Regions from separate parts of the Mus musculus genome. Here region 1 is linked to region 2. Evidence: chromatin loops called from intact Hi-C (ENCODE). Cell type or tissue: heart. All regions are shown on one strand.

What was found. Hi-C counts contacts between places; a loop is a spot of excess contacts. Peaks named below come from ENCODE experiments on the same cell type or tissue, not always from the same donor. Only the 100,000 strongest peaks of a DNase experiment are listed, where the experiment ranks them.
Region 1: a loop joins it to region 2, with 2.0 times the contacts of the local background. A loop is called at or near these places in 2 of 42 quality-filtered maps.

What each region holds. Positions count from the first base shown.
Region 1 is chr4:58,657,626-58,665,625 of GRCm38, forward strand. No RefSeq gene overlaps it. Among named protein-coding and RNA genes, the nearest start is that of Lpar1, 110 kb to the left of the region's middle. In heart, no CTCF peak of the experiment used is centred here; a DNase peak (open chromatin) is centred at 4,356.
Region 2 is chr4:58,746,154-58,754,153 of GRCm38, forward strand. No RefSeq gene overlaps it. Among named protein-coding and RNA genes, the nearest start is that of Olfr267, 36 kb to the right of the region's middle. In heart, a CTCF peak has its summit at 3,559 (motif pointing left); a DNase peak (open chromatin) is centred at 3,098.

The DNA of each region.
Region 1 (8,000 bases), 89 kb before region 2:
CAAACCTGATAACCTGAGTTTAATTCTTGGGACCCTGTGGTAGAAGGAAATAACTGACCCCCCCCCAAAGATGTCCTCTGACCTCTAAGCACAACCCACAGCATTCTCTTGCTCAACACACACACGCGCACACGCACACGCACACGCACACGTGCGTGCGGGGGGGGGGGGGGGATACCGGAATGCATAAATGTAGTTGTGAGAATTACCCAGTAAAATCAGCTGAGAGTTATCTTCTGCACACACAGAAATGGCAGCCAACAGTGTGCTGATTTCAGGTTTGATTACCTGAGGTAAGTTTACAATTGGCACTGCAGGCAGATCTACAAATCTCCAAACTTTATAGAAGTGGAGAAGGTGGGCAGTGGTGCAGAAAGTTTCACTAGAACACAAAAAGCCACTTCCTTGAGCCTTTCTCCCAGGCTGCAAATGGGGCCCCTTGCTCTGTCCCTCACGTGTGAACAGCGACATGCTGAGGGGCTACTAGTCACTCTTTACATCAAAGCTGGAAGCCAAACTACTCCAGTGACTTTAAAGCAAGTTAAATAAACACCCATTAGGAAAAAGAGGAAAGGCTGTGGCCCAGAAAAACCCAGAGTTTTTGGAACAATGCAAAGCAGCAGACACTATAGAGAACCAACTCCCTCTTCCACCCTATGGAGCGAGGCCAGGAGAGCGAATTTCCCAAGCGTCTCAGAACCCAACTGTGATGGATGGAGCAACACAAGAAAGACCTGCTGCCCAATGCTGAGGAAGGTCATCAAGAGAGCTCCAGCTGCGCATAGCTGCTTTGTCCAAAGGCTCCTCCCAAGGAAGGTCAACTGGAGAACAGGCCTTCCAGGGAGCAAGCAAGATGACATCATAAGAACCCTGCCACGGGCCTGCAAGATGATTCTATAGGTACAAGGTGTCTTACCTCAAAGCCTGAGAACCTGAGCTCAAGCCCGGCAACCCATAGGACAAATGCAGAGAGCTGCTGCTTGCAAGTTCTCCTCTGACACACACACTCTGGTGTGGCGTGCACACATACAGACACACTAAATAAATACACACACATACGAGAGAGAGAGAGAGAGAGAGAGAGAGAGAGAGAGAGAGAGAGAGAGAAGGAACAGATGGTATATATTTTTTTCCAATGAAAAGAATTTAGCCAGGCAGTGGTGGCGCATGCCTTTAATCCTAGCACTTGGAAGGCAGAGGCAGGCGGATTTCTGAGTTCGAGGCCAGCCTGGTCTACAGAGTGAGTTTAGGATAGCCAGGGCTGCACGGAGAAACCCTGTCTCAAAAAACAAAACAAAAAACAAAACAAAACAACAACAGTAAAAAAAACAGAAAAAAGAAAAGATAGAACCCTGACACTAATTCATTTGGTAAAGTTCCAAGCATCTCAGAAAGAAAGGAAAAGTATGGCATAGAGCTGAAAGAAAATAATAGCAAGCAATAGGGTTCATATACAAAACATTCTGTAAGGCCCTGTACACTTGGGCTGGCTGGTGAGATGGCTTTTACCTCCCAGTCTGACAACCTGGGTTTTGTCCTCTGGTCCCACAGAGTGGGGGAGGAAAACAGACCCCTGGAACTTGTCCTCTGATCTCCATGTGAAGGCTGTGGAATGCACACATGTGCTTACACAGAAAATTAAATAAACAAGTAAAGAAAAATACAAATTTTTAAATGTCCCATCTACTTGCTTACAATGGGTTTCAAATCTCAGCTTAACAAGAAATGCTCTCTGAATGAACAATGAATGAGTAAAATAAGTGAAATAAGTTTGATAATAAATAATATTTTAAAAAATATGATCGGACCAATTATAGCCAGATGTGATGGCTTATCCCTGCAATCCCACTCTTTGAGAGGATAAGGCAGAAGGATTGCTTAGTGTTCAAGGCAAGTTGGGTCACATGGCAATTTCCAGGACAGATTCAGCAGCCATGTCAGACTGTCTCAAAAAGACAACAACAAAATTAAGGTCAATTATGGTTTATGTTATGAAGATAATCTTGCAAATATTCTTCACAAAAGAATCCATAGGTTCAATATAATTCTAATCTGCCTTCTGGGGAGTTTAGAAAACTGACTAGCATATATATATGCATATGCATATATATGTATATGTAAATGTATATGTATATGTATGTGTATATGTATATGTATACACACACACATATATATATCATGATACACACACACATATATATATCATGATACACACACATATATATATATGTATCATGATACACACACACACACATATATATATATGTATCATGATACACACACACATATAGGGGTGGGTGTGTGTGTGTGTGTGTGTGTGTGTGTGTGTGTGTGTGTGTGAATCGTGAAGAGAGAAAATAGATTTTGTCCTTTTTGATGGTAAAAATGAGCAAGAAAATTTTATGAACCAGGTTTGAAGACTCAATGAAATAATATTAAGAATGTTGGTGATGTAGGCAGAAAAGATAAATAATACCAAAGACCAGAACAGACCTAGGACATATGGAAATTCAGTATGAAATCATTTATTGCTTCTTATGGTTCTGAAATTCAGATAATTCATAATGAACTATTTCTACTTCAAGTGCTGCTGACGAAGCAGCCAGGCTGGAGCTGGGGGCTCCAAGGTGGCTTTGACTACGTACCTGGCATTTCATGTGAGGAAACTGGATGGTCTGGGGACTGGTTGAGCCTCCCCTGTCCCTTTTTCTCTCTATTTTGTCTTTCCACCACATTTACACATTTGATAATCTACTATGAGGTTTGTTTGTTTTTGTTTTTGCTTTTTTTTTACACGACAGCTGATCACAAGAGAACAGAAGTTCTTCTGTCTTTTAGGGTCCACAGTGAGCACAACACAATTACAGCTGTATTCGTTTGGCTAAAACAAACCACAGAAGCCGAAACTCAAGGAAAGCTGCGGCCCCAGCTATTGGCTGGAGGAGTTTCATGAGCTTGGGGAGATAGGAAGAAATATTTGTCTACTTCTGCAGACAACTTGTGAATACTTAGCTATTGTGATACACATATGCAAACATATGCAGCCCTAGAGCCAGCTGGTCTTGCAGACTAAACATATCAAACCTTACTTTTCAAAGAACAGGGGAATAAGGAATGTGCACCAACTCGTTGGGGCTGCTTACTTAGCCTTGACTTTTTAAAGGCGCACAAACCACTCCAAGAAGGAGAAGAAATCAGTCTTAGTTTAAAGCAAAAGTACTTGAATAAAATATTACAGCAATTAAATCTGTCAATACGTCAAATAACTAATTTATTGAATCCATGTTTCTATGAGCTCACATCAGAAAACACAATTCATGTTTAACAAATTAAAAAAGGAAAGAAAGAAACATCTCAAAGATGGAAGAATTGGGATTTTCTATTATTCAAAAAGGATTCATGATCTTAAAGGATTCTTAGTAGAGAAAAATAAGGGTGAACTTCCTTAACAAGCTTGGACCTACTGAAAGCTTAGGAAATCACCCTGAAAGGCAAGAAATCAATGTATTTTCTGTAAAGACAGAAACATGGTAAGAACCATAATCAGTGTTTCTATGCAACATGACCCTGAAAGTTCTAGTCTGGGAGTGAAACAAGAAGGGAAGGAGAAAGGGGAAATGACGTGCACACTGGTGAAGCAAAAACAAACCATGAGTTATTTTCTGGTAATGTTTCTCCTACTGAGAAATCCTTCAAATAAAATAGGCAACATACAATTTATATACCTGCATGATTGCAACATAAAACCACAATTTATAGAGACAGTGGGATCTCAATATAAATATCTTTGTTTCCTTATTCAGTAAGAACCCAAATGGAGCTATAAACTCAGTGATTGAAAAGCAGCTCATGTACACATAACTATTGTAAGATCAAAATAAAATATCCAATTTTAAATTAATTAAAATAAAATATTTAATACAATAATTAAATATTTGCTTTATTAATATTTAAAACAACAATTTTTAATTAATTATAGTGAATTAATGCCAAATGTTTTCTCAGGAAAATTGTTGACCAGATAGTTTGATGTTTAAGAACATAGGAAGTTTTTTTTTTTTCTCCAAGTTTAAAGACCAAAGAAGGAGTCATAAAACAAGGAACTGATAAATTAGACATCATGAAACATGTTACATGGTATTAGGTCAAGACCTTAACTATAAGCTATAATAATATTCATCAATGAAGCCCAAGGCCATTTCTCTCCATATACAAAGCACATCGGTGTATCTGGGGGTCTACCTGGCAAGCTCTCCAGGAGAGGTAACCCCCACAGAAGCAGGCAGTGGATGCAGGGAAGCAGGCATGAGGAACAATACTTAAGGAAATAGACAATCTGTGTAAGAAAGAAGCTCTGGTAAGCACATGGCTAGAATTTAGCCTCTCATGACAGATAGGGGCTATTAAGACAGCTGCAGTGTGATACTTCTCAACCGTTGTACAGAAGACAACCGAGGAACACCATCTGTGCTCTGCAGGCATGTCAGTTTCCACACTGCTGTGAGGGATTTGCACTGCAGAACTAACCACCCTTTCCTATTTCTGCAGCATAATTTAATAGTATCAGTTTCTTGGCCCAGGAATTCCGTAGCTTTGTAAATCCTCCAGTATATACATGAATTACACACAGAGGGACTCACACACAAATGTTCCTTGTTACAATATAGTTCTGTTCTGATAAGCTCATTATAACTTGAAAATACTGGAAGTCAAAAATGCATTTATCACACAAATAGGCACATTATGTGGATGAATATTTTTCAAATGTGAAAATACAACCACAAAATATGATATCCAAAATATATAAATAAGTAAAATGAGACTGGAGAGGACATTCAGGGAGGAAAGTATTTCCCGTGACAGCATGAGGTCATGAATTCAGATCCTCTACCCTCAAGTAAAAACTAGACGTGAATATCAGCACATGTCTATAACACAGCCCTGGGTTGGGGCATGGAACAGAGACAAATGGATCCTGGAGATTGGTAGGCCAAGTAGTCAAGCCAAAATGATGATCTCCAGGTTCAATGAGAGACCCTGTCTTAAAATAAAAGGTGAAGGGCAATAGAGAAAGACACTGATGTTAGTTTCTGGCCTGCACACACACATGTGCATGAACAGACTTGCACACACACACACACACACACACACAGACAACACAGTATCGACAGTTACCCTCATGAACATGGTATTCAACTAGGAGCTAAGACTCACTATGACTGTCCAGCAACAGGAGCACACACTGCACCAGATAACACTAGTCCACAATACAAGCAAAACTGAACGAGAAAGGACAGCTCCCAACGAATGCATACAGCTTTCATGTCACTAAAATTAAATTGAAAACCCCTAAGTCAAAGCATTATAGATCAGGATCCAGCTCTGTGTGTGCAAAGCTGCCCATAACTTTATTTCAGCTATAGAAATGAAAAACAGGCAAGAAATACAACATGGTTAAACAGCCATTAATGGTGACTGCAAAAGTATCTATGCATGAGAACACTTCTCCAAAAGTTTTATTTAGGGAGGATCAGAACTTCAAGGCCAACTTGGACTACACAGCAAGATCAACGCCAGCCTGAGCTGCACATAGTGATATTTCTCTTAGAGAAAATCATTTGATGCAAAAGCTTAGCTTAAAATGAGTTTTGCGTGGAGCTGCTGTTTAAAAGGTACAGCGGAGTATGGTGTCAACCAGCTCTATGACCTGCCTCCCAATTCCTGACTGCCCAAGCCCCGTGGTGGCCCCAACAGCCTTACCTCTAGGAATCTAGAGATAGCATGGAAAACTGGGGGGTGGGTTACTATATAATGTTAAAAGACTATTGGATGTATACTTTGAAAACTGTAAACATGAATAAAAAGCTCATGGTAACACATAAAAGTGACTTTACAAGCCTATCTGATCTCAGCTAGAGAGATGTATGTATGTGAATATCCAGTAGTTGCTGGGCTCTTGGTTACGTCTGTACTTTTAGTTAAGGCTATGTGTTCCTGTCGTAATTAGAGAGAGGTAGAAAGTCATTAACAAACATGAATACATCTCATTCAAATCCTTTAATTATGTGCATCTATAGGGGAGAAAGCCTTGGGATTTTAAGAAAAGGTTTTATTAGAAACAGCCAAGGCACTCCCCAGCAACCCTACCTCTGGGACATTTATCTGCGGAATTACTCAGAGCACATATGAAATCAATTACAGCCCCCAACTGGCTTAGGGAGCCTCTGTGTGCCTGCGGCCATCTCCACAGCAAATTGTCTCAGCCATGGTCAAAATCAAAATTTCTCAGTTGCCTTGGTTGACCTAGAAATGTTTTATGTAATTTGCTATTATCTGGAAGGAAAGCAGTTGTTTGAAAATAAATCTCTCTCTCTCTTTTTTTTTTTTTTTTAGTTTGTTAGTGTTGCCAAGAAATATTCTTCATCCGTTAGACAGGCCAGGAAAAAAAAAGCTCAGTAAACAAATGGAATCTCCGAAATGAATCTTAAACATTACTCTCCACCAATCTCTAGACAGTCAGAGTGACGGAGAAAGGGGGCAGTGCCTTCAAAAGGCAACGAATGGAGGTGTTCTATACTTTAAAAATTAAACATAAATAAGCAGAGGGATAAGGGCAATGCTATAATCATTTTTAAAATGAGTAGAAAAAAATAATAAAAGAGGCATTTTCTACAAGAAAAGCAAAACCAAAAAAAAAAGTCCCTTCTAGTTAAGATCACTTTTCTTTTTCCATTTTAATAATTTTTCTTACTTTTGAGGCAGGCTGGCCTTGAACTTCTGAACCTCTTGCATCTACCTGCCAAGTGAGGGCTAGGCTTGCAAGTATAGGAGCACAGCACATCCTGGACTCTGCACATGCGAAGCAAGCTCTGACCCACTGAGCTACACCCACAGGCCGTGGGCAACAGTCTCAAAAGGGCCCGTCAGCTGAAGGCAGTCCACCCATCTATCTGCACCTTCCTCACTCTTCATCTCTCTAAAAGGTCTGGCTTGAACCTTTTCCACTTTCTTCAAGCAAGCATCTGCCCATTGTCCCCATGTCTCAGGAGAAGACCTGTCTTTTGTCACTAAGGAAACAGAACCAACCAGCCAGTATCTTAACCATCAAATCTACAGACTTTCTGAACTTCTGTCCTGGTTCTCTCCCATCCCTCCTCTGTCTGAGCCTTCCAACTGAGCTGTAATGTCTTCACTCTCTCCATCTCAGCAACAGTGCTGCTTCAATTACTCCCTCTTTGACCTGCACCCTCATTTTCTGTAGAAAGAGCACTAGAGGCTCTTTAGAAACAACCCTCGCTCAATCCCTGTAATCCCCACTCACCCTAAACTGCAATAGCACATTTCTGCCTTCCTTTAGTGCAAACCTATGGAAGGTTGCCTGTGTTCACACCGCATCCTACACACTGCTCGCACTAGCACCTTTTGGCACACATGTGTTTACTCACTCCTTTATCATCTAGCCATCATCCCAACTAGGTTGTAAACTCCAAGCACTGAGTCCCAAGGGCCCATGAAATGTCCTGGCTAATAACAGGTACCTAGTAATGGTTTGTTCGATGGACGGTTGAGAAAAATAAATCACTATACCAATGGCTAATTGTCACAATGGGAAACAGATCCTCAAACCCGGGTGTACTTTATTTTTTAAATCCCAGGCCCCATGGGTTTGTACTACAACCTGGATCTCTGATAGGGGTGACTGATGTAGTTGGAAATCTCATAGGAAGCAGGGTCTGCCACGGAAATGAACTGAGACGTAAGGCTGTAAGATCCTTCCAAATGAACAGCACATCATGCAAATGGCTTCAGCTTGCGCCAAACTGAGTAATGAGGCCATCTCTAGATGGCCTTTCCTTCAGTCTCTGCTCCATACTTTGTCTCCATATTTCCTCCTGTGATTATTTTGTTCCCCCTTCTAAGAAGCACTGAAGCACCCACACTTTGGTCTTCCTTCTTCTTGAACTTCATGTGGTCTACGAATTATATCTTGGGTATTCAGA
Region 2 (8,000 bases):
GATCACTTGAACCTTCTAGTGTATTCCTAGCCTGATGGAAAAGAGGGAGGGAGGGAGGGAGGGAGGGAGGGAGGGAGGGAGGGAGGGAGGGAGGGAGGGAAGGAGGGAGAGAGGGAGGGAGAGAGGGAGGGAGGGAGAAAGTTTGAACAAGGATTTATCAGAATTAACCAGTAATCCCTGTAGCAAATCATTTTTGTTCTGGACCTGGATCCCTGCTGCTACTTTTTGGTACCCACCATACCCAGCCTCAGCCTTTTCTCCTTCTGTGTCTTTAGAAGCCTATGCTCAGTCGCGAGAGCCACGCTACCACCTGCACATGACTTAAACTATCTGAAGGTTTGAAAACCCTGGGGAGATCTTGCCCATGACCAAATCTTCAAAGCCCAGCCTCTTGCCTGGACCTTGGATACCTTCCCCTCTAGGAGGTGATCTCTACCATTCCTCTGTGGGATACAGCAGAAGCTACAAATTTGCCTAAAATTGTACCCTTGCTTGGATATTGTCCTTCTAAGAGATCAGCTTACTCCTTTGTCTGTCTGTCTGGGGAACCCTAACTTCATATCTACCACTTATGCATAAGCTCAGATCTTCAGCTCCACACCTCCTTGTGCATAAACCAGTTCAGGGCAATCCCCAATTTTGTTTTGTTTTCTTTTGTCTGTTTTTAATCTCTGATTCTGAATGCAACAGTATATCCAGAATATATAAGAAGTATAATCTTATTTCTTCACAAGCACACACAACGTTCAGTATGTCTGGGAACCCCTTCTGTTTTAATGTGAAGTCCTTGGGTTCTGTTTGTTTGTAAACAATACTGAATTCCTGGCGGGCAGTCTGAAGTGGGCTTCTGCGCCGTGCGCGGCCATCAGTGTGCAACCCTGTACGCATCGCAGCATAAGGTGCACGCGTCACCAGTCAAAACTCAGTTTGGCATCACGTTATGGATGCGTGAAAATTCTATGCTTCTGAATGTGAGTGGATCCCCAGCCATTTCTAGAGACTGAATGTGGCCCTTACTGTTTCAGAGATAATGGGTCCTGTGTTTGGTGTTCAGACTACACGTCTCAAAGGGGATCTTTGTCTGCTTAGCATGGAAAAAACATTAGCTTCTGTATTTATTAGAAAGAGAACAGCAGCCCACACTCAGAAGAAACCACCCCTGATAGTGTTAAGTTACAACTGTTAAGTCAACCCGTAGGTTAGTGAGTTAGTAACCCAGGCCAGAGACATCGGGGCTGGGTGAGGGTGGGATAAACAGAGCCCATCGCGGTGGGGAAACATGGCAGCAGGAGGAGGAAGCAGAGATCTTACATCTTCAAGTGAAAGCATGAAGCAAAGAGATTGAACAGGGAGTGCAGTGAGACTATAAACACTACATAACGTCTAGGATCCAGGTCTGCTGAGATGGTTCAGCAGGCGGAGGCACTCGCTGCCTAGCCTGGCGACCTGAATTCTATCCCAAGGATCTACACAGTGGAAGGAGAGAGTTTAGTCCCACAAGTTGTCCTCTGACCACCCATGTGAATACTATGACATATGAACACCCCCTCACACAATAAAAACAAGTAAATGTGTGTGTGTGTGTGTGTGTGTGTGTGTGTGTGTGTGTGTGTGTGTGTGTATGTTCCAAAAAAGTAAGAGAAAACAAGCAATATTTGTCTCTCTGAGTTTGGCTTCAACTTTGCTTAATATGTTGATCTCCAGATTCATCCATTTTCTAACAAATGACATAATTTCTCTCTTTATGGATGAATAAAGACTTCTCTACTTTTTGATGGCAAAAGAGTATCCTGTTATATAAACCATAATGACGCTTGGGTTGGATCCATGGCTGGGCTGTTGTGTGTGGTGTTATAGTTAATTTGGGTGATCAGGCATCTCTTCAACAAACTGATTTCAAATCCTTTGGAAATAGGCGCAGAAGTAGGGTTGCTGGGTTACAGCAATTATTTCTTTACTCTTCTGAGGAACCTCCCTATAGTCCTCGAAAATGACTGGACTTCACAAAGTGGTTTGTTAAGCAACATGCATTTGAAGCACTGAGAAAATATAGGTCATACTTCTGTTATTTGGTTTATTCCTTTTGTTCAAACCATTCACAAAATGAATCAAAATGCTCTTCTGGGAACCTGGTATCCAGGTCAGTGGTAGAGTACATGCTGAGCACACACGTGGTCCTAAGTTCAAATCCCAACACTACTTATTGTTTAAGTTAAAAAAAAAACATTCTAGCATGCAACATTTATTGAAAATCATTTGAATTTATTTTGCATTCTGAATAGTAAATACACTTTTCTGTTGACACCATTATGCAAGAAATGTGTTTCCGCCTCAGGGTGATCTTAGAACATTTAACTACACAACTTTTATTGCAGCTCTCGTGTGTTGATGGTATGAAATTAGACGCAATGGGAGCACAGAACAGTCCTTTAGATACTTTGCCAACTTTGTCACTTTCGTGCATTTAATCTGTGTGAAGTGACCATGTTGAAGGTATTATTACTCTCATCAGGACGGAGCTGGGAGAATCAAATGCTTTGCCCAAGACAGCCCCAGGATTTGCAAACTCTGCAGTCAGGTGCAAGCCCCTGGTAAATCTGGTCTTCAGTGCAGAGCGAACGGACCTTGGGTCAAGGTCACAAATAACAACCATATAAGCAGCAAGCCTATAGACAATATGTGTTTTTAATAAATATTATACATGAAAATTAACGAGGACACATCATTTCTAAAATATTAAGTAACATAATTGAATGAAGTGTGTATACAAATAAAATTAAGTTTAAGAATATTTTGAGGTATAGCTTAAATAATCTTGAAAGCAGTTTCAATGCTAGGTTAAATTTGTCTATAGGAGAACTCAAATCTCCCTAATTCATAGTTTACATTTTCTATGGTATGCCGTGATCCTGGACAAAGCCTTGTGGCTGATTTGATGACAAAGCTGGACAGCAGGAGACTTGGAACCCGAATCCTCCTCAGCCCAACAGAGATTGGGCCCCAGCAAGACTGCGGTCAAGGGCTGAGCAGCACTGGGGCAGGTCACAAGGCGATCCCGGAGAACTTGTTCTATGAAGAAACACGTGACATCTAGCCACGAAGCTGTTGTTCTGTAACTTTTCAGCCTCGGCTCTAACCATTCCAAAACAGGAGCGGAAGAGCGGGTTCTGACTAAGCTGCAGAGAGATGGAATTTTAACCAGCCTCCTTGGGGATATTATGAGCATCTTACAGAAGGGGTCATATCCTGTTTCTTCCTCCGGTTGCTACAACTGTGGTTTGTATATTGGCTGTATCAACTAATGTGAATTTATAACCAAAAAAGAAAAAAAAACAGCCAAGAGAAATCCATACTCTTGCAAATGTACATTTCTCCTAACAGCAGGCACTGTTTTAATTCTGGTTAGGTTTGGTTTGGTTTTCTGTTATAGAAGAAAAAAACACACATTTTCATATCCTACTGTTATCACAGAAAGTAAAATACTGACATAAAGGAGTTTCGAATTCAACATTAGTATAAAACAGCAAACACACTAAGGGCCTTAATAACTACACAGTGCCCCCTAGTGTGAATATAAAAATTAGCATGAACCCCACCAAAATAATTGATCTCTCTGTTTCTCTCTGTCTCTCTCTGTCTGTCTCTGTCTCTGTCTGTCTCTCTCTCTCTCTCTGATATGTGTTATCAGATGCCCAAGGAGGATAGATAGAAATAGGTGTCAGAGCCCCCCGGTACTGTAGTTACTTCTAGTTGATTCAGTTGATTGTAGATGACCTTCTATAAGAACAGCAAGTGCTCTTAATGATAAGCCCATCTCCCCAGCACCTATTTACTCTTTTAAATTATAGGAACATTTATTTTTGTGTCAATTGACTTATATAAAACTTTATATTTAATTTATAATAAACTTCCCATAGGGTAGATGATCAGATTCAAATGAGAAGTAATATGAAGGCATATGAATGACTAGTAAGACACTCCAAAAAACAAATACACATTTCTAAGGGGAGAAGATAAGGGGACATAAGAGAGTAAGGAGAAGGAAATTCACGTTTCTTCACATTCTGTAACCCAGCTGGTCTGAAACTCAGCATTGGGTAAAGGTGACCTTGAATCTGAGATCTCCCTGACTCCCCCTCAAGAGTGCTGGGTCTTTTTATGCAACATTGGGAACTAAACTCAGAGCCTTGTTTATGCTAAGCAAGCAATCTACAGCTGAGCTCCATCTCCAGTCAGGAAATGAGCACCTAACACCTCTGGAACATAGCTGCTTTTTAAAAAGAGAGAGGAGGGGAGGATTTTCCAAGAGTTCAGGAAATATTAACTTGCAAAATTTTCCTGAGCCAATCATTTTGTAAATTTTCTCAAAGGAGAGCTCCCGTCATCAGAGTTGACCACCCACTGGCCACAGTCTTCCATGCTCTTTGGTGTTCTAGGCATTTCATGGTGCTTCTTTCCTCCTGAATTTTATGCTGGGGTCCGGACTTTGTCTTCTTTGCTCTGACCACTGAGAAGTGCTCTCCAGTACTACAGAAATGCAGGTACTCAGCAAAGCCAAAGGACCACTTAACAACATCCTGCCAGGCTTAAAGAGTTTCCCTAGCTGGACCCAAGATGGAGGGAGTCTCTGTCATGCATTTCTGCTCTTACGTCTTTGTTCTCTTCTTGTTTCACCAAGAATCTGTGTATACATCTGTACTGGCTAGTTTTGTGTCAACTTGACACAGGCTGGAGTTATCACAGAGAAAGGAGCTTCAGTTGGGGAAATGCCTCCATGAGATCCAGCTGTAAGGCATTTTCTCAATTAGTGATCAAGGAGGGAGGTCACCTTATGGGTGGGACCATCTCTGGGCTGGTAGTCTTGGGTTCTATAAGAGAGCAGGCTGAGCAAGCCAGGGGAGGCAAGCCAGTAAAGAACATCCCTTCATGGCCTCTGCATCAGCTCCTGCTCCCTGACCTGCTTGAGTTCTAGTCCTGACTTCTTTCAGTGATGAACAGCAGTGTGGAAGTGTAACCCTTTCCTCCCCAACTTGCTTCTTGGTCATGATGTTTTGTCCAGGAATAGAAACCCTGACTAAGACAACATCTTTTCTTCTTTTCTCAAACTCACTGCCCCAGTCTGGAGAATTCTTAGACTGGTCCTCAGTTTCCCTGAATTTCACCGTGACTCTTACATGAGAGATCACTAGAACCTCAGTTATATCAGAAGAGAAACCTGGCTATGATAAAATGAAGAAAATGCTCATATTTTGCACTGGCTATAAATTAGTGCCATAACCCACTGGATACTAGTTATACCCAATTCATCTATTGCTAAGACTTAATTCTGCTGATGTCCACTATGTAACTGATTGTTTATACTTCTTTTCCTATCTTGGTATCCTCAAAAGTTCAAGCCAAGCATGATGTCACTATATGATGTCACCTATATTCTCAGCACTGGAAAGGCTGAGGGAGGAGAATGATGAGTTCAAGAACTAACTTGCACAGTGAGACCCTATCTCAAATAAAAATTTTGATGACTCCTTGTATGTACTGATATTTTTTCAAAAACCAGCCACACTTGATTGTCGTATACGATATTTCATTTTCTAAAATTGAGAGGAGAAGAGCAATAATATTTTACCTTAATAAAATTAACTTTTACTTATATGTGTATGTGTTCCCTATAGTAAGACTATACAGGACAGCACTGAAAGGCATTCAACAGTTCTCAAGCCAACACAATGGTTTTATATTAAAAAAAAAAAATCCCTGCCACTCAGAGGTTAAGGCAAGGGGATCGCTTTGAGTTTAAAGCTAGTCTGACCTACAAAGCAGTATGAGACCCTGTCTCAAGAAAACAAGCAAAAGAAAACCAAACAAACGCTTGCATGTTTTGAATAAGTAAGACTTCTTGAAGCTGTTGTGCTTTCAGGGCTGGCTTTAGCAAAAGCAACAAGAATTAACACTTTGTTTTTGTTCCACTGGAGTAAACATGTGGAGAGATTCTAGACAGAAAGAACAAAGCTGTCACCCAAACATGGAAACACTGAGTAAGTAAGCATTACAGCTCAACTATTGGGCAAGTGGGCTTGCTCCAGAGGCATGGAAAACAACCTTAACACAGACTCAGTGTCAGATGGGGTAGCGTGAGCCACTTTCTGAGATACAACATCTTAAATTTATTCTAGATGGTGGTCTGGCATCATGGCACATGTCTATCATTCCAGAATTGGAGAGGCTGAAGCAGGAAGATCAGAAATTCAAGGCCAACTTGAGGTTACACCACAAGCCCTTGTCTCAAAAAATAAAACAAGTAACAAAAAAGATGCAGTTGCATATTTATTCAGTTAGGGAAACATCAGGTTATGAGAAAAGATGAAACACTTGTATGTGAAACACTTTATTTTATTTATAACTATCCTATTCCTAAGAGAGGGTCCTTCAAGCCCTCCTTCACCCTTTAACTTCACAACCCACCCACTGGCAGATTTCTGCTGGAATGTGGGAACTGTTAGGACTCAAAGAAACCCAGGACAATTTACTAAGTAAAGTACATATTTAACATATAAAAGTGCATGCTGCTACCTGAAAGCCTTTCTCCTAAGGGCTGGGCTTCCACTTCCCACCCCAAGCCTGAACACTATATAATGTAACTCAGCCATTTTGGCTACAATTCTCTTGGCCTCCTGGCCCAGGCAGCATCTCTTGGTCAGCTGACTGTGTCCCGCCTTGACTCTCCCCCTGCCTGCTTTCTCCCTCATATCTACAGTAGAAACTGTCTCCATACTTTAGTAGTCGTCATCATGTCCTCCTCCTTTTATTTCATCTTTTAGTTAAGAAACAAAGATTCTTTGAGGCTGTTGTGTTTTATTAAAGAGAGAGAGAGAGAGATGTTTGATGGATGAGCAGTCAGATGTAGGGGAAGGGGTTGCCTCTGCAGGCCCAAGCTGAGCCATCCCTTCCCCCTGATGGACCATCCACACGACAGTACAGTATAGAATAGGGTTTATTCAGAGCATGGGGAGGGAAGTTGAGAGGGTAGTAGAGACAGAGAAAGGCAGAGAGAGAATAGAGAAGTAGAAGCTGGCCGTGAGAACATGAAGAGAGAGGGGAAGGGAATGGGAAGAAAGGGAAAAGGGGCGAGAGAACAGAGCAAGAAGGCCAGAAAGACAGAAGAAGAGCCAAGCTGCCCCTTTTACAATGAGTCAGGCACACCTGACTGTTGGCAGGTAATGTGGGGCGGAGCCTAGACAAAATGCTAACAGAGGCCATGTTCTTTCCTTGTCATCCAACCCCAGCACACCACCAAGAACAATCATAACCATTAGCTTTGTGATCAGCAAGTTAGAAAGGGCAGATCTTGGTGAGTAGACAAGGTGATTTGGGGAGAAAACACCATTTAGGGTCTTCAGGCAATGAGGGGCTGTTGGCCTCTTAGTAAGTAGATAGGTCATTTCTACAAAGTCAAAGGACCATGAAACCTAGAATCTTGAAACTTGGGACTCAGGATTGAAACCTTCATCCCACACTATCAGAAACGCATTTTTTTTCAACATTGTCTTTGCAGACTTATTTTGATTTAGATCATTTCCTCCCTCTTTCTTCACCTTAATCTTTTGAGTTTTGTTTTCTGTTTGGTTTGGTTTGGTTTGGTTGTTGTTTTTGTTTTGTTTTGTTTTCCTGCCTTCCAACCATAGGTATAAGAGCCTCTGTAAGATAAATCAGTTTTCTGGCTTTCACATTTAGTTTGTAATTCTTATTAGTATATAAATTGTATAAAATAAGGGGCTTCATTATTACATTTTCATACCTGTATTTGAGTTTGTAATTACTAACTACTATTTCTAGTCTAATTCCACTCAGATTGCATTCTAAATGATACAAATTAGTTGAACCCCCCCCCCCCCGCCCCCTGTAATAACCATTTGAAGCAACACTGCCCCATTTGGAAGGACTAGGCTTAGGGCTGCAATATATAAATTTTGGAAAAATAAAGTTTAGCCTGTGAACACACA